3 separate regions of the Homo sapiens genome follow, and regions 1 and 3 are each linked to region 2. A link is a contact called in ENCODE Hi-C or POLR2A ChIA-PET data. All regions are on one chromosome and are shown on one strand. Each heading gives the region's core, a stretch centred on a gene start or an enhancer-like site at or near the end of the contact. The rest is flanking DNA. Distances are from core to core; before and after follow the strand shown.

Region 1 (2,700 bases), core at 187-2,686, 3.0 Mb after region 2:
CCATGTCCAAATAATAATGATAATTATATATATTCTTAATATTTTTAAGCAATCGACTTTTGTGGATCTATTAACATTTTATTTATGCTGGGTAAAAGAAATTTTAGTTCTGCTTATTCTCACATTGTATTCACACAAGAACCCTTTAGTAAAGAACTTCACACTTACAGTTCTTTGGCTAGTCTGCACCTCACAGCAGTCCACTTATTAGGCAAATATATCATTTAATCAATTATTTCTCTTTGTTCAAACATCAGTTATAAAGAACTTGCAATTTAGGTATTTATTCTGTTTCAGTTTTGAAACTGAAGAAAATCCCCTTTTCAATGATTTATACTTAAAGATAGTAAAAAGAAAGTTTAAAACAATTTACTTCAATGCTTTCTCAAAATAAAAACATTATTTTGATGAAACATTATTTTCAGTCTAAGTTCCAATTGATCCACAGGTTCAGTCCACAGGTTAATTTAGTCCAAAGATCACTATGGCAAAATGGGCCTGAGCCACACAATAGATTCTGGCAGGTAATCTCTTGTGTGGCAGCTCATCCATACTTAAGTCAGCTCCCATAGCTACACAATTTGCAGGGCCCAATTCCAGACACAAACGTGGGGCCCTGGTTCAACACTTACTGAGAGAAAATGTAGCGTCCTTCTGTTCTGGGGGCCGGGTAATAGCACAGGTTGCAGGCCCATGAGGCCAGCCCCAACTATCAGATTGTGTATTTACAATGTCAGTCTAACCGTTGCTGAAAAATACTTAGCTCTGTTGTAATCAGATTTAATTTCTCAAGAGGCAAAGTACACTCAACAGTTTGCTTAAATCAGAGAGACCAAAAGGAAAGATTTGCTGTAAATTATCAACTAGCAAATCTTAGTCAGTTCAACTTAATTTTTATTGAGGGAAGAAGGGAGAAAACAGAAAACTGATGGAGTTCCCACTGCGTGTCGGCCACTGGAGATTTCAAAGGTTTCTTGTTTAACTCAAGCTACCAAGTAGGTGACGTGGATAGTCTTGGGACAGAGGAGTTGAGGGAGTTGAAATTAGGCCCTAGTTTCTACATAAGTGACACGGAAACCCTCTGCACGAGTTAAGCGAAGCTACATCTCAAGTTTATTAATGCCTCGGGTTCTTGCTGCTGGCTCTGGGAAGAGTCTGAGCACGCACAGCAGACTGATCCCCGACAAGGTGACAGGGACTAACCTAACGCCCTCCTCGTTGGTCCTAGTAACCACACAGAGCAGAAACGCGGGCGAAGGCAGGAGTTGGAGGGGGCGCCCACGCGGAGGCTGCCGGGAAGTGCAATGTGCAAAGGCGGCGGGGCCATGGAGACTGAACTGGAGAAGAGCGGGTTCTCGGAGTTAAAAGCGAGAGTGAGTGGGACCGGAGGGGCGGGGCATCATATGGGCGGGGCTGAGGCGAGGCCCCGGCGGCCATCTTGAGCCCCGCCTTTTACTTCGGCCCGCTTCTTCTGGTCACTCCGCCACCGTAGGTAAGACTGGGTTCGGGTAGAGGCCTGGACGTTGTCAGCCTTCCTGCGGCTGCGGCACGGCTAGGCGTGATCGGGGCGGACGCCGAGTCCTGCGGTGCAGGTATCCGCAGGCACGAGCGCAGAGACGGCGACCCTGGGCCTTGGGCGCCACCATCCATGACAGGAGGCCAAGGACCTTTTCCCGTGACCCGGAGCCTCGCCTCTAATCCCTTTTCCTTCTCTGAGCCTCCAACCTAGTGTAACCCGGGGCGAGCGCCCGTTTACCTACTGCCCGCTACATTTGTACAGCTTTTTCCTGTTCAGAAAGACTTTCCTAGACCCGCAGCCACCGCGCGAAAATGTGAAGTAGATGTGTACGCATTTTAAGGAGGGAGCTGGCCTCAACGCGTTACTAGCGGCCGCCGGCGCCTGGTTCGGGGGAGTGTGGACCTGCTGCTCTAGGCAGCGTCCGCGTCGGGGCACGAGCCAATGGCGCGGTCAGGAGCACTCACCTGATGGTGCCGAGGGGAGCACGTGTCTTTGGAGTTTGACAAAATCTGTTCGGGTCGTAAAATGCTCTCAGAGCGCTGTGGGGGACTGGAAGTCATTTCTGATGGGGTCATTAGGGAAATGGGATTGAGCGCACCTGGAAGGAGAGGGCATTCAGGTTGCAGGAAAAATAATAGCTCATGTTTGTGTGTGTGGTAGAAGCAGCATTTTAAGCACTACGTGAATTAACTCATTTAATTCCCAGAGCAACCCTATCAAATTGATATATATTACTGTATACCCATTTTGCAGATGGGCAAATGAGGCATAGATTAGCTTGCCCAGTGTCATGTAGTAATAAGTGGTGAAGTCAGGGTTTGAACCCGGAGGGTCTGGCCCCAAAACCTGCTCTGAAACCATTGTACCGTGGCATTGAGTAAAGCCACCCGATAGCAACATCCAGGCCATCCTAGAATTATGCATAGTTGAGTTTAACTAACAAAATAGGGAGTGAGACCAGAAAAATAATCTGGGACCAAATTATAGACCATATTTAGAGCCATGTGAAGGTGTTTGGCGTTTATAGATGCTATATTTTTTTTAAAAAATTTTCCCCAGAGTTTAATAGAAATCCTTACCTAGGCAAGCCATGTGAATTTTTATGAAGGAAAAGAGACCCAGCCTAGGCAGCATGGCAAAACCTCCTCTACAAAAAATTACCTGGGCATGGTGGTGCCACC
Region 2 (2,700 bases), core at 7-2,506:
TGCAACCTCCGCCTACCGGGTTCAAGCGATTCTCCTGCCTCAGCCTCCAGGCATGCGCCACCACGCCCAGCTAATTTTTGTATATTTAGTAAAGAAGGGGTTTCACCATGCGGGCCATGGTTGGCCAGACTGGTCTCGGTCTCTTGACCTTGTGATCTGCCCTCCTCGGCCTCCCAAAGTGCTGGGATTACAGGCGTGAGCCACCACACCCGGCCGAAAGCAGCTCTTTATCAGTGTAATCCATCCAAATTTCCCTCTTTCATTCTTTCGATGCCCCCAGAGGGAGTGGGAGTGCTACACAGGAGAGTCTGCGGACCAGGGCTGGGCTGCTGCCTGAAGGCTAAGATTCTGTGTGGTGGTAGAACAAGAAGTGTTGGGGGGCATGTAAATACAGGGACTGCCAGAGTGAAGGTTGCAGAACCGGGCTTGGAAGGATGATGAAGAAACTGGGCGACACTAAAGCGCCAGTTCAACAAGTATTGCGTATCTACGACGTGGTAGGCATTGTTTTGACACTAGAGATTCAGCAGTAATTCAACCAAAGTACCTGCTCTCATTGAGCTGAATTTCCGCGCGGGCACCTAGGTAACGCATATAAACACTCGTATCACATACATACACATGTACATGTCAGGTAGAAATGCTATTTATAAAACTGAAGCAGAGCATGGGAAGAGCGAATGAAGGTGGCTATTTGAGAAGACCCCCAAAAAAGCGAGACTGCAAAGCACTCGCGGTTGTTCCTTTTCTGATCTTCTAGCTACAGGCAGCGAGGTGCGCTCCCAGGAAGGCCCGCCCTCTTCCTCCTGATAGGGCGCAAGGTGCCAGGGACGCTCCCCCGCTCTTCCCCGCCCAGAGGCGGCCTTGTGGGGGCGGAGCTTTGTGCCCAGCAACATGAGCGCGGCGCGCAAAGAGCCGCGCGCGGAAGGGTCCCGGCATTCTCCTCGTTCTCACTAGGCGTGGAGAATTACTCCAGGCGGATCGTGGCATGATGGGAACTGTAGTTGACGACCGCCGCCCCGCGCCTGAGGGGCAGTAAAAGTCGCCAGGTCCGGCTCCATTTCTGGCACAAAACTTGCAGCACCGAGGGGTTGTGGAGAGCCCTTGCAGGGGAAGAGGGCAGGGTCATCCCGAGAACCAACGGGCACGTATAGCCCGGCGAACGCCCAAGCCGGTCACCGCCCCCGGTCACGTGTCGCCAGCCTCCGCGGCCGCGCGCCGCTCTCAGCACCGTTCCCGCCCCACCCGGCCCGGCAGTCGGCCCGCGCCTCCCCCGGCGCTACTGCCACCTCGCGCTCGGAGGCGTCACAGAACGTGCTCTTCTCTCCCCTCCCCCCTCCCGCTCTCCCCCTCCTCCCCCTCCCGCTCCAAGATTCGCCGCCGCCGCCGCCGCAGCCGCAGGAGTAGCCGCCGCCGGAGCCGCGCGCAGCCATGGCCGAGAACCCCAGCTTGGAGAACCACCGCATCAAGAGCTTCAAGAACAAGGGCCGCGATGTGGAAGTGAGTGTGCTTCCGCGGTCTGGGCCCGCCTGGCCGCGCCGGCCCGGCGACGCGGGGAGGGGCGGGGGGCCGGCGCCGGGCTGGTTCTCGTCGGCTTGTGGTCGGCCGGAGTTGGCCGCCGCCTCCCGTCACCGCGGCCCCGGGCTGGGCGGAGCGGGCGGCGAGACGCCGGCCGGGCTGCAGTCACCCCCCGGAGCTGCCGGCGCGGCGACCGGGAAATGCCGGCGTTTTCGGCCCCGTCACGCGGGCGCGGCCTGGTGTCGGCGAGGAGGGGATGTGGAGCTGAGGCGGGGTCCGCGGGCCAGGGCCGCCCGGATGAACGGGGATGCTGCCGCCCGGGCCCTCCGACCGCACAGCCGAGGGGGCGGCCGCTGCTTGCGCCCGCCACCGGTGCAACCTTCCGTCCGGTGCAGCCCCCTCTGCGCCTCCCGCGCGGCTCACATGGAGCCTCGGCTCTGCCGGTCCGGGCTCCTACCTTCTGCGAGCCGGGCCCAGGCGGGCGGTGGCGGCCCGCAGAGGGGGGTGGGGACCAGCCGGGTAACTGACTTGTTTGAGGGTGATCGATGGGGGAGGGTAGGATGCGCCAGGACCATTTTCTTATATTCCAGTGCTCGTCTTTGGACTAGTCGTGCCGAGCTGTTGCAGCTCATACTCCTGCAACTGCTGGCATTTGGAGCGAGCTGAAGGTGGACAATAGTTTGCCATCTATTGTGTTCAGGCTTCGGAAAAGAGGTTGCTCCGACCTCCGCTCATAGGACTTGTTTTCTTAGCCTTTCTTGGAGTGGGGTGTGCATAGGGTGATAATTTCTTTGACACGTTTTACTAAAATAAATTGGATACACAGGTTCATAATTCTCTTACATACCTCTTGCTCCAAGCTAGTAGAATTTCCAAGTGGTTGCAAAACTAAACATTCATCGCGGTCACTCAGTTAGTTGCTACTCAGCATGTTGCCATTGTCTCATTAAGGTGACATTAGCAGGTACTATTTGCAAACTCGGCTTATTGAGGCAGCGCTAGAGGTCTCTCTGCAGCTACTGAAAACAGTAAGTATAATGCACAAACTTCACTGGGACCGTGACCTTTGGATTTGTTAGGGGGAAAATGGTTTTAAGGCCGCAGCCTTCTTTGCTAATACTAGGCGACATGATTTGCAGTTTTGTAATTTTTGATAAGCTAGTGTGATTAAGAGGTGTGTTT
Region 3 (2,700 bases), core at 190-2,689, 2.8 Mb before region 2:
TTGTAGGGAGCCTGTGTCATTGAACAAGATAATTTTTACATACAAGGATCTTTCTTCATAGATTTTAACAATGTAATGAGAACTTGTTAAAGTATCTTTCAGGGCTTCGTGGTGGCTCATGGCAGTAATCCCAGCACTTTAGGAGGCCGAGGCAGGTGGATCACCTGAGGTCAGGAGTTCGAGGCCAGCCTGGTCAACATGGTGAAACCCCATCTCTACTAAAACCAAAAAAATTAGCCAGGCATTGTGGAGTGCACCTGTAATCCCAGCTACTCAGGAGGCTGAGGAAGGAGAATCGCTTCAACCTAGAAGGCGGAGGTTGCAGTAAGCCGAGATCACACCACTGCACTCCAGCCTGGGCAAAAAACAGCAAGACTCCATCTCAAAAAAAAAAAAAGTATCTTTTAACAATCTATTCAATCCTGTAATTAAAACTATTTCATGAATACATACTTTTCCCCTTCATAACTTTTTTTTTTATTTTGAGATAGGGTCTCACTCTGTTGCCCATGCTGGAGTGCACTGGCACAATCTCGGCTCACTGCATTGTCCACCTCCCGGGTTCAAGGGATTCTCCCACCTCAGCCTCCCGAGTAACTGCGATTACAGTCCCATGCCACCACACCCGGCTAATTTTTGTATTTTTGTGATAGACACAGGGTTTCACCATGTCGATCAGGTAGGTCTCAGCTCCTAACCTCAAGTGATCTGCCCACCTTGGCCTCCCAAAGTGCTGGGATTACAGGCATGAGCCACTGCTCCAGGCCCCTCGAGAATACTTTTAAATCATCTCTAGATTACTTGTAATACCTAATATAACAAATGCTACATAAGTAGTTGTTATACTGTATTTTTTAATTGGTATTTTTTTCTGTGTTTCTTAAAAAACGTTATCAGAAGTTATCTGTGGATGCAGAACCTACGCATACAGAGGGCCAAATGTATATTACTCCATTCCTATCAATGACATTATCCTTGTTAAGACGGTGTCTCAGAAGTGGTTGTGGTAAAAACAAATATCCTAGGAAAATCAATGTGGAAGAGGGTAAACATGGTAATGTCCAATCTTATTACAAGGCTAGGTCATTAAAAAGAAAATACAACTGGCCAGGCACGGTGGCGTGCCTGTAATCCCAGCACTTGGGGAGGCCGAGGAGGGTGGATCACAAAGTCAGGAGTTCAAGACCAGCCTGGCCAACATGGTGAAACCCCATCTCTACTAAAAATACAAAAATTTGCCAGGCATGGTGGCAGGCACCTGTAATCCCAGCTACTCGGGAGGCTGAGGCAGAGAACTGCTTGAACCCAGGAGGTGGAGATAGCAGTGAGCCAAGACCGCGCCACTGCACTCCAGCCTGGGTGACAGAGCGAGACTCCATCTCAAAAACAAAACAAAACAAAACAAAATACAACTTCCTCTTGGCTCACTTTCTCTTGAGACACCCACCCTGGAACCCAGCCACCATGCGGTGAGAAAGCCCAGGCCACAAAGAAAGCCACATGTAGGTGTTTCTGCTAACACCCTCAGCTAAGGTCTCAGCTGACAGCTGGCATCAACTGCCAGACCTATGAGTGGGCAAACTTCAGATGATTCCAGCCTCAGATTTCTAAGTCTTCCAACTGAGGACCCAGACATCATAGAGCACAGACTGGCCTTCCCCGCTGTGTTCCAGCCAAACTGCTAACCCACAGAATCTGTGAGCATAATGAGTGAATGTTTTATGCCACTAAGTTTGGGAGGTAGTGTAACTATGGTAACCATATCAATGGGGATTTAATATATAATACAAAGAAAGAAAAGCAGGCTATGCATGAAGCTATGATGACAGTGCCTCATGAAGCAAAGATCATGACTCATCTAATCCCATGCATCCTGGAAGTCCTTGAAAAGCGGGGAGGGGAGGCAAAAATCATTAAAAGACACCTTTTAAAAACTCAAAACAGATGCACCTTGTTCACCAGTCTTTTGATGTAGGACCAAAGCCTCTTTTTTAAACACAGGACCACTGATAAAAGGTTCTAAGGCATATATTTTACATACATCACACCCATCCTGCAATATTTTCAATTTTGGTTTAAGTGGAAAAGTGGAGCAAGAATGTGAGATAGCTTACAAAGCAATCTAAGGGTATGATGCTCCTGCGTATGTATATTTGTCTCACTCATGCCTAATTGGAAAGAAATTGTTTACGTGACCTTTACTGACTCTTTCCAAAGCATTCAACTCACTTTACCATTTCTGTAATAGTTAATTAAATTAAAATAAAGGGCATGAGGGGTCATAAACAGGTCTGGTAGCCTTAAAAATGCCATTCTTGATATGTATTTATATGTTTGTGTTATTTACTTCCACATACTTATATGTAACTGTTTTGTTTCTAAAGAGTAGGACGAGGAGGAAGTACCTATTATGGGTACTGATTGTCTGAATTAGCTTACTCTACCACCCAATTATACTTTCCAGAGGTATTTTTGATACCATGTAGAAACCAAGAAGTTCCATTAAAATGTTAAATCATTCTGGAAAACAGAAGCCTATATTATCTGTTTGTTCTGATAAGGGAAGTCAGTGATGGGTATCCTAAAGCCACACACCTTACTACTTGAATTAATGACATCCCTGAAATACATCATTATGTATCATTAAAAAAAAAAACTGCCATTTAACCTACAACACAATGCCAAGATATTACTGATTGC

What was found. A loop is a pair of places that touch in the nucleus more often than their neighbours do. ChIA-PET counts read pairs that join two places held with the same protein, here RNA polymerase II (POLR2A). Pooled maps may share reads with other maps.
Region 1: a loop to region 2 is called in a map of CD8-positive, alpha-beta T cell, with 7 times the contacts of the local background. The contact joins the promoter of ESD here to the promoter of KPNA3 in region 2. A Hi-C loop is called at or near these places in 3 of 168 maps with a recorded cell type or tissue (CD8-positive, alpha-beta T cell, ascending aorta and naive thymus-derived CD4-positive, alpha-beta T cell), 1 of 37 single-sample maps with no recorded cell type and 9 of 50 pooled maps.
Region 3: a pooled map shows a loop between it and region 2 (7-fold over the local background). The contact joins the enhancer-like site here to the promoter of KPNA3 in region 2. A Hi-C loop is called at or near these places in 1 of 168 maps with a recorded cell type or tissue (naive thymus-derived CD4-positive, alpha-beta T cell) and 7 of 50 pooled maps. POLR2A ChIA-PET finds 5 or more read pairs at or near these places in 1 of 52 experiments (OCI-LY7).

What each region holds. Positions count from the first base shown.
Region 1 is chr13:46,795,897-46,798,596 of GRCh38, reverse strand. It overlaps ESD (esterase D), which reads left to right and starts at 1,436. Exons shown (of 10, transcript NM_001984.2): 1 at 1,436-1,492. RefSeq lists enhancers at 1,519-1,568, 1,700-2,301 and a silencer at 1,879-1,928.
Region 2 is chr13:49,791,238-49,793,937 of GRCh38, reverse strand. KPNA3 (karyopherin subunit alpha 3) reads left to right here and starts at 1,256. Exons shown (of 17, transcript NM_002267.4): 1 at 1,256-1,500. The coding sequence starts at 1,432. RefSeq lists enhancers at 961-1,090, 894-1,555, 1,556-2,217, 2,222-2,700 and silencers at 1,161-1,410, 1,531-2,100.
Region 3 is chr13:52,622,815-52,625,514 of GRCh38, reverse strand. It overlaps a transcript of HNRNPA1L2 not described here. Among named protein-coding and RNA genes, the nearest start is that of HNRNPA1L2, 18 kb to the left of the region's middle. Within about 2 kb of position 1,439, at least 3 of the 41 ENCODE cell types and tissues checked have a DNase peak (open chromatin) inside an H3K27ac peak, as active enhancers do.